3 separate regions of the Homo sapiens genome follow, and regions 2 and 3 are each linked to region 1. A link is a loop called in an ENCODE intact Hi-C map of the cell type or tissue named here. Cell type or tissue: endothelial cell of umbilical vein. All regions are shown on one strand. Each heading gives the region's core, and the rest is flanking DNA. Links, peaks and the distances in the headings are about the cores only.

Evidence for each region. Hi-C counts contacts between places; a loop is a spot of excess contacts. Peaks named below come from ENCODE experiments on the same cell type or tissue, not always from the same donor. Only the 100,000 strongest peaks of a DNase experiment are listed, where the experiment ranks them.
Region 2: a loop joins it to region 1, with 2.1 times the contacts of the local background. A loop is called at or near these places in 3 of 110 quality-filtered maps.
Region 3: a loop joins it to region 1, with 6 times the contacts of the local background. A loop is called at or near these places in 11 of 110 quality-filtered maps.

The regions. Positions count from the first base shown.
Region 1 is chr5:102,862,150-102,867,302 of GRCh38, reverse strand. It overlaps PAM (peptidylglycine alpha-amidating monooxygenase), which reads right to left. Exons shown (of 26, transcript NM_001177306.2): 2 at 1,019-1,480; 3 at 1-30. The coding sequence starts at 1,107. Among named protein-coding and RNA genes, the nearest start is that of PAM, 110 kb to the right of the region's middle. RefSeq lists a silencer at 1,058-1,187. In endothelial cell of umbilical vein, for the core only: no CTCF peak of the experiment used is centred there; DNase peaks (open chromatin) are centred at 892, 1,352, 1,962 and 2,912; H3K4me3 peaks cover 1,016 bases; H3K27ac peaks cover 1,859 bases.
Region 2 is chr5:103,038,267-103,043,419 of GRCh38, reverse strand. No RefSeq gene overlaps it. Among named protein-coding and RNA genes, the nearest start is that of GIN1, 79 kb to the left of the region's middle. RefSeq lists a silencer at 2,021-2,315. In endothelial cell of umbilical vein, for the core only: a CTCF peak has its summit at 2,141 (motif pointing right); a DNase peak (open chromatin) is centred at 2,159.
Region 3 is chr5:102,956,213-102,961,365 of GRCh38, reverse strand. It overlaps PAM (peptidylglycine alpha-amidating monooxygenase), which reads right to left. Exons shown (of 26, transcript NM_001177306.2): 13 at 1,307-1,491; 14 at 137-208. Among named protein-coding and RNA genes, the nearest start is that of GIN1, 160 kb to the left of the region's middle. In endothelial cell of umbilical vein, for the core only: no CTCF peak of the experiment used is centred there; DNase peaks (open chromatin) are centred at 2,125 and 2,505; H3K27ac peaks cover 2,319 bases.

The DNA.
Region 1 (5,153 bases), core at 810-4,809:
TTGGAAAATGGTCTGGTAGTTTCTTTAAACCTTAAAAAAGAGGGCAATTTCAATATTCTTGAACATAATGGAATCTAAACTCAACATGAGAAGGGGAAAGAAAGGAATTCTATGACCTTAAAGATGATTGATTTAAACCCAATGAAAACTCTAAAGATGTGATGACTACACAATGTTCGTAAACATACTCAGATTTTCATTTTATAGTCCAATAACAATATATACCTAATTTGTAAATAAAATATAACCAATGCAATCAACCAGGCTACATTTAAAACTCCATTCAATAAAAACTTGTTTTTATTGAAAATTTATAAAAAATTATGTCATATAAAAATATGTCAAAACATATATCTGTTTCAAGTTAATGAAGATATAGTATTAATACATTACAAATTATCACAGGCATGCCAATTTTCTAATGGCAGAAATATTAACCATGACCCAGTAAAAATTTCTGTAACTATTTTCAGTGTCCAGAATTACTAGCTAGAAACAAGAAAGCCAACCATAATCTTGCTAGGAGGCAGAGCTGTTAGGAGGAAGAAATAAAAGACTGCGATGTGAATTACAAATGTACAAGTACATAAATATTTAATAAAGTAATTATGAGGCGTTTGTATACAGCTCAGTGTTTCCTTGTGAGCTATTACAGTCTATGATCTGCTTCTCCTCGACACTGATGTATCCTTATATTTTATTCTTCGAGCTGTTATAAACAAGCAGGCATTCAAAACTAAGCGAATATATTGTAGTTCCTGAAATACCTCCCCCAGAGGGAGTGATTAGTTTTGGAAATCACAACTTCTAATTGGAGTTTTGAAAGCCAGAACTGCTTGGCTACAATGCAGTGGGCTTTTTCTGCACGGGGGACTTCACAAGAAGTTACTGTGGTAAAATTCCAAGTCATTCCAGCAAAGAACATCAACCCCGTCTATTTTGCCAACACTCAGGTTCATAAAAGTGATTACATTTCTCAACAGCATGCACAGAAAGCACCCGAACAACGAACACCCACCTCTTAAAGACAGAAAGTGGGCTTCGGAAAGCCAAACAGCTGCTTGGAAAAACAAGGAGAACTAGCAGGCTAGGGACGCGGCCAGCCATGTCCACGCCGATACGACCCCGCCGGGAGAGGACCGGGCAGCGCAGCGCGGGGCTGGGGCTGGCGGTTGGGCAGCGGCGCCGCCAGCAGCCGCTACTTCATGGCCCGGGCACGGCGGGCGTCCTGCGGCGGCCACACACCATCCGCCAGCGAGAGCAGCGAGCTGGCCGCGGCGAGGCGTCTCGGTCACGAGCGGCGGGCAAAAAGCCGTGGGCAGGCGGGACTTTTGTCCGGCCCGCAGGCGGAAGCTTTCCTCCCTCCAGCGCCGCTCGCGTGCCCTGGCGCTGGGGCTAGACGCGCGGGTGCCTTATGACTCCGGAATGACAGGGGCTGTGAGGGGTATCACCCAAACCCGCGTCAGTCATCATTCAGAACCTGCAAAAATAGAAGCAGATAATGGATGACTAACACGTTACAGCATTTGTCCTCAGCAAATCCCAGCTGAGGTTCTTTAATACATTAGTAGTTTCACAAGGTTGCGCCCAAGCCTGGGGAAAATGCTGGTCTGTTGAGCTCCCTCCCCCACAGCCAGCCCCCAAGATTTCAGGAACCCCCACGGCGCAGCCCCTGTAGAGCCGGTGTTCTGTCTTTGCTTGCTCTTCCTCCCTTGGACCCACTCCTGTTTTCTTTTCCTACTTCTTCCCCCCTTTATCCCTCACAGCCACCCCAGTCTGAATTTCTCTTTACTTCCTCTATCACTCCTTTCTCTCACCAAAAATGCTCTAAATACCTCTCTGCTGAATGTAAACATCACACAAATGACCGGCTAAGGCGCAAGGAAAAAAACAAAACAAAAAACGAAGAGAGGCAAAGACAAAGCACTGGATACCACAGTAATCAGATAGAAAAAGACTTTTGAGAACAAAGGCATGCTTATATACATGCATCACAGAGCTACAGATCCAAGAGGAATGATATCTCCTACCAAGAGCTCCCAAGGATCATCACAGAATTGCCCAAGTTCTCAGAATTATTTTAAAACAAACAAAAACTCTACAGCTAACATGATACACAAGATGTAAATGCCCATTTAAAAATCCTGCATCTCATAAGCAAAATAATAATTTTGTACTCATAAGGCATGCCTTCCAAAAGATATCCTTTCCTAAGTTTGGAGTTTTACAACATAATTAGAAAGAGTAGGGAGAATCTTAGCTGCCCCCCAAATGAATTTTATCTTCAAAGGTTATGATCAAGAACGTCACATTAATACAAATGAGAGGCCATGAAGAACTAATGTTACAGCTCAACGTTTTATAAGAGGACTCAACTAGGTTAAACTTGAAAATATTCATATTTTGACTGAATATATTTAAAACTATGTTATCAAACCTGCAAATTTTAGTCTGAAGGCATAAATTAAAACTGTATAATTCACAATATAAAAATACTGTACTTCCAAAGAAAGAGATTAAAGTTTTATTTTAGTCAGTAACTATAAACATCGTTCCAAGAATCTCAAATGAATTTGATGGGAAGATGTGTAACAGTAAAAAGAAAAAATAAGGAAAAATCATATCGGAATGTTTCACAGTAATACATCAGCCTCTGGAAATCACAAGATAGTGAAGCTAATCTAAAACAAAACAAAACAAAAACCTAGAACCAAAACAAATAAAAAAGCACTAACCTTAAATGAAGTGAGATTCTTCATGATAAGTGCTTTCTAGATACCATATACCAAATATAAATAAAACCTGACTTAACATCCAACCAAATCAAGGATGCTTGAGGCTCACCAGCAGTCAAGGGTCAGCTAATTTACATAAGCAATGACATTTTTAAAAGACTGACAATATTTGTTTGAACTTTCTCTTTGGCTTGCTGTTTGGGCTTTCAGAAACAAAAACCTTCAGCTTTATCCTTATCCTGTGGGTAAAGGAAAGAACTCCTTCTGGAGGAAGAGAAACAATTGGCAGGAAGGCTATGCTATTGCCTTTGCTAGCAACAAAGTATAATCCTATCAAATGACAATACTTCACATTCCCTGAAGTTCTTTAAAAAAAAAAAAAATATATATATATATATATATATGAAGAAGGGATTATATTTTAATATTTTATTCAGAACAGGATTCAAGGACAGTCCCTCTTCCAGTTGGCAAGGAGATTTGGTATTACACAAACACTTGAAAACAAATTAAGTATTAAAATTCTCTAACAGGAACACACCCTTAAGTACTAGCCTTTGAAAAAAATATTCCACTTATCTCTTTGATTTTATTACCTTTGATGTCCCTAAACCACCCACTTAAAGAAAAGGGAATTAAAGTTGTGGGTAGAAGCAAAGTTGGTATTTGTAGCCATGAATAGAACAAAAGGTCTTATAAAAATGAAAGCTAATTATGCTTCTTGTTTCTGGATGACTTGTAAGCTAAAGACAAAATACAAATCATCAGATCAAAAAAAAAACATGTCCACCTATTTTATTTTTTTTATAATTCTGGATAATGTAGAACATATAATAATCAAATTTTATTAGTATTCTTATTTAAGATTTAAAAATTTTAAATATATTTCAGATATTTCATTGAGATAATTCCTTCACTCATCCAAAAAAAAAAAAACCCTTAGTTTCAATACTTTATACAAAAGATTATAATACATACTGGAGTTTTATAAAATGAATAAAACTAAAAAAGAATATAGTCTATTAAGGGAGATGAGAACTCTACACAGTAACATAAGGTATATTTAGAATGTAGTATTCTATATGAGTACTATAAAAAGAGACTCAGAATTTTGAAGAAGGAAAGAATCCTCAAAAGGAGGGCAAGAAAAAAGAAGAGTAAAAGCAGTATTCAGTGGAAGGGGTGGCTACTGAGCAAGCCTTGGAGGACAGTTAGAGTTTCCACTGTGGGAGGTGGACAATCAGCATTACAGGTACAGGGAAATGGCAGGAGCAAAGGAGCCCAGGTGGGGAACAGAGTATGTTCATAAAGTAATAAAATTTCTGCCTCCTAGACTCAAGCTGCAGGCCCAGATTTACTATTTTATTTGTAATACAAAGCAAATGTTCTGTTTACATATCCATAAAATCTTCAGGTAAGAATGATTTATAACCTATACCTGTATGGATATTAATTCCAGGAGGAGTATTAGTAGGTAGTTAAGTACAGCCTAGTCCAGAAGACCATAAAACTAATTTGGCTCTTACAAAGTAGGCAGTCCATTCCCTCTAATTTTCATTTTTTTTTAAAAAAAAAAAAGATAGCTGGCATTTGTTACTGGTCAAAGAGCCAAATAAATATATTAACCAATTTGACCATTCAGTCGTGTATTCATTTATAAGAGACCCTGTACAGCATAGTGGATACCTGTAAACTGAAGGAAAACTGCCTGATTCCTGGGTCCACTATTTATTAGCTGTGTGAAACTAGACAAGTACCTAACCTCTCTAGCTTCAGTTTCTTCATCTGCAAAATGGATGTAATCATATTACCTACCTCGTAGGGCTGTTGCCAGCAAAAACTAAATTAATACCCTTAGAACAGTGCTAGACACATAATAAATATTCCCTATTATTGTTGTTGCAACAAATATATATTGAATGCCTGAGACTCTGAATGCTGGGGACGGTGATAATCAAGACAGATAACGTTCCCACTCTTATAGAAATTACTTTCTGGGGGAGAGAAACAAATAAAAATGACTACCAAACTGTAAATTTCATTTTCTTGTAAGGGGATTTTATGCAGTTTCCTTGAATGACTTACGATTAAACTGATGAAAGGGCACATATCCATTCACATAGCAATTTGACTTCTGAGGATTAATTCTTAGGCAAAAACTGAACAAGGCACAACTATGTTTATAAAAATGTTTACTAGTATTGTTCGTAATAACAAAGACCCGGATGTTTATAATGGCAAAGAACTGAAAGCAATTTAAACGTCCTTCAATAGGAGATTTGTGGAAAAAAAAACTTATAGTTACAAAAACCAGAATGCTATGCACCCCTTTAAAAAAAAAAAAGACAATATGTGTCTATTTTTAAAGCCACAGGCAATTTTTTTTTTTTTTTTTTTTGAGACAGGGTCTTACTTTGT
Region 2 (5,153 bases), core at 384-4,383, 180 kb before region 1:
TAAAATTGAGAGATTGACCAAAAGGGGGAATTGTTAAATTAAGTTTGGCCAAAATCTGCTCATGCATATTTTAGATTTTGCCTGAAGGTTTCTCTGTGCATCGTGGACTCTAACCTAACTTGATGTATAAACCAACTGTAACCTATTCTTGTAACAAGTAGCCAAGTCCCAGCCAATCACAGCAGCTGAACTTCAGTCATCCATAGGCAGCTAACTGTTCAAACCAGGTTCAAATAAGGCAAACATTCAGACCATTTGGCAGCCCTGGAATCACTCTGAACCTATTCTGGTTCTGAGGGCTACCCAATTTGCCAATCATCCTTTTCCCAATTAAACTCTGTTAAATTTAATTTTTCTGAAGGTTTTCTTTTAACAAAACAGCCAAAACCTAGGCCCCTAGGATCAAGTAACATTTTATCACTAAACATTCTTTTTAATTATGATGTGGAACAAAAGCCCTCACCAGAAGCCAAGGTCATCCCCGTGAACTTTCCAGCCTGAAGAACCATGACCTAAATAAACCTTTTTTCTTTACAAATTGCACAGTCTCAGATTTTCTGTTACAGTGACGCTAAACAGACCAAGACACCATTCTTTCTATTCAGTTCCCACTGCCAGCCTCCAAGGTTACTTTACCTCAAAATTTTATTCAGTGGCCTTCCTGACTCCAGTTTATTTTCAGTCACCTTTCCAATGGAGCCTTCTGTCCACTACCAGTTCACTTCCTTAATATTTTTGTTATGTCACTACCCATTTGAAGACAACATGTAACTATCCCTATTTCTTATCACATGAACAAACAAACACAAACAAAACCTGATATCACAAAGTTTACTCTACTCTGGGCCTGCCAAATAGTGGAACACTATTTCTCAAAATATTCTATTCCCTTTATCAGAACACTGTTCCACGGGTTTACTATGTTCATGTTCATTTATGCCTCTGTTCTTTACTCATCGCCATCACCTGGAGTTTCTACTGTATCTTTTTTACCATTCCACTTCATATCTTTCTTGTTTTTAGAAGCTCAGTTCTAATCCTATCTACCTCAGTAAATCTTACCTGATATATTAGTGTGTTCTTGCATTGATATAAAGTAATACCCAAGACTGGGTAATTTAGAAAGAAAAGAGGTTTACTTGGCTCACAGTTCTGCAGGCTGTACAGGAAGCACAGTGGCTTCTGCTGTTGGGGAGACCTCAGGAAGCTTTTACTTATGGCAGAAGGCAAAGGCGGAGCAGGAATCTTACATGGTGGGAGGAGGAGCAAGAGAGAGAGTTGAGGGGTGGTGAGGTGCTGCATACTTTTTAACAAGCAGATATCACAAGAACTCTATCACAAGAACAGCACCAAGGGGATGGTGCTAAACCATTCATGAAGGAACCGCTCCCATGATCCAATCACCTCCCACGAGGCCCCACCTTCAGCATTGGGGATTATAATTTGACATGAGATTTAGATGGGGACACAGATCCAAACCATATCACCTAACAATTCCAATCATCGTAATTTTCATTTTTCTGTTCAAATTAATTACTCTCTGTACTGTATAATGTATACTGTTATAAATGGTTCTCTACTCGTTTCTTATTTGCTAGTCATTTCTTTTCAATAAGGCTGTAATTTTTTTAAGGGCAAGAACCATGTTTTACTTATAATTCTGTACGTTACATAGAGCTCATCACAGGGTAGGCTGTGAATGAATATTCATTGCCTAGATGACTGGTTTATTAGTTTAATCAAGAGATAATGCAACCAACTTAGGTCAACATAAATTTAGCCAGGAAGCTAATTAGACAGAAGACTATACAGTAATAGATCACCATTTAACCTTTTTGACAGTCACTGGGTTTTAAAAATATTCCTCCTATTTTTAATACGCAAACCCAGCACACTTTAATTATTTTCTTTTTGGTGTGTTAATAGTGACTCTTTTGGTGAAGAGAATACAGATACTGTCAGCATCTGTGTGACACCTGAGTTGCAGATATTTTAAAATATTTGGATGCTTGGCATAATGTAGACATAAAAACTGAAAGACTGGCAGTATTTTAAATTATTCTACTTGAAGACGGCCATCATCCACTAAATAACACCTATTTTTGAATGCGCAAATCCACACAAATGTTTTATTAAGTTTACCACCAGATGTCAGTCATTCACTGCAATGGTAATAACTACCCTGAAGAACTCTTTATGAAAAATCTATGTATGTGGATATCTCCCTCATCTTTCCTTCCCTCACCGACTCTTCCACTCCTTCTTTCTATGACTGTCAGTCTGTTTATTAATCAATTGTCAATTGATTATCTATTTATTTATGTATTTATAATCCACATATCTATTCTAATCTATCTAAATAATGAAAAGTATATACTAGGTATTTTGAGAAAATAACATCATAAAACATCTAAGTATTTACATATACAATATGAAAGTGACACTAAAATATTTTATACACTGTGATCTGGAATTCAGGCTCTTTTCAGCCCAGTAACTTTGAGACCAATGCAATACTATGCAGCCTTTTTTCAGGACATACTTTCACTTCTCACTTAGAATCTTTGTTTTTTGAAACTTTTATTGGATTCTTATTACTCTGGAATTAAATTCTTACTGGAAGAGCATCAATGACATAATAAGAAAATTATACAATATTTGATTTTTAGATAGGTACTAGGGTGATTTAAAAAGCTAATTTACTACTAAAGAACTATGCAAAGAAAGTTCTCCACTACCAACTTCTACCTACAACTTTTGTTTAAAATTTTTTCTGTTTTCTTGAACATTAACATACACCTTCTGTGATTCCTCATTCTGAACTTTGTCAAATATCTGACTTTACATCCATCACTGAACTTAATGAAGTGAATTTATGCTTTATTTTCCCTTTAGATTGTGAGATACTTGAGGTCAGGGAGCTTAGCAGATATCCATCAATAAACAAATGTTATTTTCTAAACATGAACTGTGGCCGGTCTGTAGTGGATTGTCTGTTACCTACTCAGCAACCGTTTTCTTTTTTCCTACCCAAATTTTGTTTAAGTGGCTAGCACTTCTCCATGGGTAGAGCCATGGGCCATTCTTTGCTATGGATTAGCTCAGAAATGGCCACACAATGCATGTGACCGAAACTGTCTTAGAGGCTTCAAGGAAAAGTTTCCTCTCTTGAAATAGTGAGCTGCAAGGACTAATGGGTAAGTTATTGCATATCTGTTGTCATTTCTGAGAAAGAAAATACTAGTGTTCTTGTGTTTCTGAATCCTTTTGGGGATTGATACAGATTTGGGGTGCATAGGGGAGTCTCTCTCTTTAAATTTTTATAGATATCAACTAGAGACATTTTTATATCACATAGAAAGAACATTCTAGAGAATAAAGCCAACACTGAGGAAAACAGAGCTGTGGGCTGGAGATACAGATAAAGACATAGAGAGAGACAGACACACACACAAGCACACAAAGAGAGAGAGAGAGAGAGATTAAAATTAAATATAAAATTAAAAACTTCCCTTTGAAAGACAAGGCTGAGAGAATGAAAAGGTAGTCCACATACTAAGAAAACATATTTGCAAATCATATGTCTGATAAAGAGCTTTTATCCAGTATTTATATAGAACAATACTCCATTTCCTAGGAATTCAGACTAACTTGAGATTTTATTTCAAGTATAATTTGTTCTTTTCTTTGTTCTGTTCAGTAAAGAAAACACTTTTTTACTTTTACTAACAGCTCTCAGCATATTAACATGTATGAAAAAAACAAGTATGTAAAATGCAGTTACATTCCAATTCCTTCTCATGGTTTTGAAATATTTCTAGTTTTATCAGCCTGGCTTTCCAGCCCATCCACTACTGCTCCCCTAAACTAGCCTGAGTGTTATGGAATATAGCCCTGTTGTTAATCCCCTACTATAACAAGCATTTTCCGATAAACCTCCTCTGCTTACTCAAATACTATCTTTTTTTTTTTTTTTTTTTTTTTTTTTTTTTTTGAGACGGAGTCTCGCTCTGTCGCCCAGGCTGGAGTGCAGTGGCGGGATCTCGGCTCACTGCAAGCTCCGCCTCCCTGCAAGCTCCGCCTCCCGGGTTCACGCCATTCTCCTGCCTCAGCCTCCCAAGTAGCTGGGACTACAGGCGCCCGCCACTACGCCTGGCTAATTTTTTTTTTTTTTTGTATTTTTAGTAGAGACGGGGTTTCACCGTTTTAGCCGGGATGGTCTCGATCTCCTGACCTCGTGATCCGCCCGCCTCGGCCTCCCAAAGTGCTGGGATTACAGGCGTGAGCCACCGCGCCCGGCCTCAAATACTATCTTTTTTATGAAGCCTTTCTGCTCTTCAATAACAATTTGATAGCATTTTACTTGTTTTCTTCTTATGCCTTAAAATCTAATTAGTTATATGCTATTTTAGCTACCTTACTAGATTACAGACATTTAAGGGATCTGTGCTTTTTTCATCTTTGTATTTTGCAGATAAACTTAATTAATGCCTGTTGAATGAATCCTTCACCTTTCAATTTATTTATTTATTTTTTCATTTATTTATTTATTTATTTATTTATTTATTTATTATTATTATACTTTAAGTTTTAGGGTACATGTGCACAATGTGCAGGTTAGTTACATATGTATACATGTGCCATGCTGGTGTTGGGTTACCTGGGTACCATATTTTATCACAGATGTGAGAATTGTGGTTTTGTTTTTAAGGAGGGATCTCTTTCTTTCAAATGGAGGCCAAACAGGTCTCAGAACAAGACTCTAGAAATTTAGAACTCCAGAAGATTTCTAAGAATTCTATGACTTCTGGGAAATACAGTACAAGAGAAAATAAACTCTGAAAATTCAAAGTGCCAGAAACTAAATTAACCTAAAGAGGCATTGGGATTAGTGTAACTAGATTAGTTAATTCTTTTCTTTGAGCCTCATTAAAAAAAAAAAAAAATCTATTAATGTATGACTGAGATGCCCAGCCAGGGACTACATTTTAGTTTTGTTCTTCTTTACAAAAAAAAAAAAGCCATTAGAATATAAATCTCAATACAGGTAGGTTATTGCCCTTTAACACTGTATCCTAAGAACTTAGTTTTTGTTTGTGAAACTTTCAGCAGTGTTTGCTAAATGACAAACAGGTGTCAGAAATCACCTTTGA
Region 3 (5,153 bases), core at 384-4,383, 94 kb before region 1:
TTGTATAAAAATAGCAATACATAGTGTTTGAGGCAGATACAGAGAGACATACAATATCTCAGTAACTTTACAATTTGGTTGCCTACTTGGAAATTGATACTTTTATAGGACTAGTTATAGAAATAAGCATACATACCCTGGTCTAACACTTCTTCTTCTTCTCGTTTTGGCTGCTGTAGTAAAGGAATCTTATCTTTATATTCTGTTTCTGTAAAGGATCAAAGAAGCTGAGCATAAATTTGCAGTATGTATTACATACTTAAAATAGTTTATTGGAAATAGTCCATCAACATAAAAATACTATTCAGGGTCTTGTGCTTATTACCGTATTAAGAATTTATAAGACAGAAATGCTCTAATTCATAAGCTCCCCACCCCCCACCCCCCAGCACAACCTACCAATTACAAGACATCTGACTTAATAACTAGGTCAACTACCCTTTCAATAATATATAAATGATACAGAATTTTCAAAATGCATTGACAAAATGACTCATATTTGTTTTCTTAAATTAAATTTAGCACTGTTTTAAGAACATTTAAGAACACTTTAAGGCATATTCTATAAATATAGTAGAATCTTAATAAATGGCCAGAATGCTATGCTAACTTCTCTCATAAAATTTCCACTAGAAAGAAATAAGAAGCTGCTCTAGCGTGTTAAGACTGAACTTGCAAAACTCAATCAAGTCTCAGCATACTTCATGCGATAAAACAAGGAGTAGACTTTGCAATTTTAAGTTAAAAAGTGACAGTCAATATGACCATTTTGCAGAGGAACTATATATATGTTAAATAACAATTCTGAGAATTAGATAAAAAAAGTCAAGACTAGCAATGCTTCACAAATCAATAATTGTTCTTTGCCTGAAGAAGCCCATTAAATGGATAATTTAAAGTATGGCTGGAGATGATAACCATTTTCCCTGGCAAACTGTAGTGATCTTTAGAACATGGTGCATAAATTCATAAACTGTGTAAGTCATTACTGGTTAGGGAAGGAGTTAGATGAGGAAATGAGAAAACATGAATTAAGTGAAAAAAGGTCTACATTTATGGGATTGGTCCCAAAATGAATCTGTTTCATCCCTGGCTGAGATTTTCCTCTTTAACTGTTCTGATGGGTACATGTCAGGGAGGGGAGATAGGATATGAAAGAGAAAAATGAGAAAATAAGAAATATGTGTGTACATGTGACTGGTAGAAGAAGGGAATAAAGATGATTTTAAATATCATCAAACAAGATACATACAAAAATATAAAATACAAAATCATATATTACTTTATATTAAACATCAATTATTACCTTTATGATGTTCATGCATCATAACCATATCAGACTTCACGGGAATTGGAATGTTGGCCTCTGGTGGTATGGTTCTGAACATATCTGGAGCTACATTCTGGGTACAGGTCATGAAAGAAACTGCATGCTTGGCTTCCATGTAATACATAATGTATAAGTTGCACATTTCATCACTAGACGTGCCACTGCAGGCAAAAAAAAGATATAACAAATCAACTATTCACATAAAACACATGCTTAATGCAAGAAAAATGAAGCCCTTAGATCTGCCAGCAATGGATTCAAAGGTAGAAATATTGTGCATTTATTTTATAGCTTTCATTAAAACCCATCACAGTTTTCAACATCAAAAGCACATTGTCAAAGGCATATTTCCACTTAACAATGGAGTGTCAGTTTGCAGGCACACCATGAACACTACTAAATACCACTGATGAAAATGGCATTTTAGTAGATGAGGGAATATGGTACTTTCTTTTCTCTCTTGAATCTTTTTATTCTTTAGTCCCCTCCTATTTGCTAAAACTCATAGACTGGGAAAAGTTATTGTTCTCGTGGAAAATCTTTATTATTTCCTTAACAATGGTAAAAATCAGAAACCTTCAATATAATTATCATATATTATTTATTATAAGTCTTTAAAAATGGCTTTTCCTCTTAACATCAAAAGTCCTGGACCTTGTTTTTGGTTAACTGCCTCCTTCCTTACAGCCAGATGAATCTAGAATCATGTGTCCCCACTAAGACATTCAAAGTGTATCCCTGATGTCTGACTTGGCAACTAGGCTTTTATAGCAGGGTTGAAAAGAATGCCTCAGGAATGACTCAAAATGAAATCAGCACTAATCTTTTTTAAGGGTTGAGATGTGACGGAAGTAGTGCTGTACAGTTGAATGACTCAATGTTAAAAATAGATTTTAAAACAGTGGATATTTCCAAGAAAAAAGTTCCCAATGATAGAAAAAATATCTAATAGTTTACAAAATATGTATTCTGCTTCCTTACTTCACATGGGTTATTATATATTTCATTCTCTTTAGCATTATTAGGAAGGAACCATTTAAGTACACCTTCACAAGACTTTTACATAGCAAAGTTGTTTGGGCAAAGGAACATGTCCATTTTAGTATTAGTATTGACAATTTTTAGCAAGCCTACACTAATAAAAAAAAGCTATGAGGTAGGTTATTTGCTGTACAGAAATACATCAGTGTTGATTTTTCCAGCAATGTCATGCAGCACTCACTTTCTCTCCATAGCAACAGTATGACATCAGCAAGGGAAGGAAAAAAATAAAAATATTTTTCAAACAGGGATTTGATTTCTCTAAGCTTTGAAAATATAGAGCCCTTGAGAGACCACAGGAATAAGCCCCTGCCATGGGAAGCTCTGTTTATGCTTTAGAAATCATTTGGCTTCTTACTCTCTGAATCTGATACCTGTCAGTGTAATTGCCTCTCCCGTGAAATATAAGCAAATAGTGAAGTGCAAAGCCAAACAAACATCTGTTCACTACACATGTCTTCATGGTGTCAAAACACCATTCCTAAGAATTACATTTTAACAGCCTTGGAGTTGGTCAGTATGTGCTATAAAAGGAATGGCTGTTGCAAAAATAATAAACTGGAGCCTCCCGCCATATTATCCTTCTCTTTCCTGCTTTAAAAAAAAGGAGGTATATGTAGATCAACTGAGCAAAAAGGAAAAAGGAATTTTAGATGTGGCTCTAGCTTTAAAAACCTTTAATCATCTTGCAGAGAGGAAAGGCAAAATAATCATTTAAGCATCTCAAATTAATGAAAGGAAAAACATTTTAAATTCATATAATAATTCATGAAACTTGCAACTCATCAATGGATGGGTCCTTCCATATTTTCTCTTTTTGGGAATGCCAATACCCATGTTTTCACTGGAGAAGGTATACCCACCCACAACAGCATATGTAAGAAGCCAGTATCCTGATTTTTTTCCTTACTAAAAAGCTACACACAATGAAGTAACTATCACTGCTGGTCTAAATATTGTTGGTCCCTTGGGCCAGTGTGTTCTCTGTTGCATAAATGGAAATTGTTTATTCTGTGAGCTATTATATGTTTTTATAAAATACTTAGAGAGGGAATTCTAGAACTTTTTTTACTCTTCCTACTAGAGTAGTATTTCCACAATTATTACCACAAAACTTTGGTCCTTGAAATGCTTACAGAAGAGTTGAGAAAAACTTACCATATGGCCTGCCGGGCACGATGGCTCACGCCTGTAATCCCAGCACTTTGGGAGGCTGAGGTGGGTGGATCATGAGGTCAGGAGTTCAAGACCAGCCTGGCCAAGATGGTGAAACCTCGTCTCTACTAAAAATGCAAAAATTAGCTGGGCGCAGTGGCAGCTGCCTGTAATCCCAACTACTCAAGAGGCTGAGGCAGGAGAATTGCTTGAACACAGGGGCAGAGGTTGCAGTGAGCTGAGATCTCACGCCACTGCACTCCAGCCTAGGTGACAGACTGAGACTCCGTCTCAAAAAAAAGAAAAGAAAAGAAAAAAAAAAGCAAACAAACAAAAATCTTACCATATGAACAAATGAAAATGTTGGGCTATACAAGTTAAACAATGTTGTACTGCCTGATCCTTTAATACACAATGTGCTCATGACTGTATGGTGGGGTGGGGGGCGTGGATACAGTAGGTTCTATTCCCTAAATGAATCTGACCGGGCTCCTTTGTGTTGCTGTGTGTTCCAGGGCATAATTTAAGAAAAGCTGTACTGTAAGACTTGCTCTTACGTAGGTAGAAACAAAATGCTAGTATTGTTTAAGAATGACCAATCAAAAGGATTTCTTCAATAGAGTAGTGTGCATGTAGTAAAGCTATATAAAGCTATTCAAATGAATATACATAGATATGCATACAGATGTGTAGCTAGAAATGTTTCATAACATGTCTTATCTGTATAAAGACAGGTAAATATCTATGTATATTCTATCTATATCCTTCTATCTGTCCATCTGTCCATCCATTCAGATAAACACATAGTTCAAGCTTTCAGAAAAATCCATTAGAGATTTAAGAAGCAACTAATACTGCAAAGCTTCAAAATAACTAATATAAAATATCTTGTTAATATATATTTCCTCAAAGATAATTTTGGTGTTACATGTATATTTGGAAGGATTTGTTTTTAACATACATTTGAAAAAAAATTGTACTAAAAGTAAAAATTTCATTTCAAACAAGTGAAAGGTAATTAATCTGAGAACAAGGAATTAAATTGTGCAATGTCGGCTAAATCAGGACAATAATTTACTCTTACTAAATTAAATTCATTATTATCACCAAAAAGCAGTAAGTAACAAAAAACAAAAGAAAATTATAGATCGTAATTATGGAGAAGAATATGAAATAAAAAGGTGGCATAAGTTTAGAATAATTATATACTAATATTGGAGACAAAGGCAGCAATTACTATATTAGAAATAGTGTGTACCAAGGTACAAGGTTACATGTTTGAAAAACACATGTACTTAAGTATAGCAAATAAAGGAAAATCAGTAACTTTCTGAATAATGTAACTCTTTGTCCTCTACAACTTATGATCACACTTTATTATTTTAAATAGCATATTTGAGAAAATAAAAATAAAAACATAAGCTAAGGTCGCAGGTTATTTCCTCAAAAGTGAATTATCTTACCATGTACTGAATTAACTTTTGAGAAAAATTATGCATATATGTGTAAGAGTATACATATATGTATGTGTGTACACACATGCACATATACATACACACACAATACACTAATTCAATTACACATACATTATGTGTTAATTTGATACACATATAAATGTGTTTGCCTT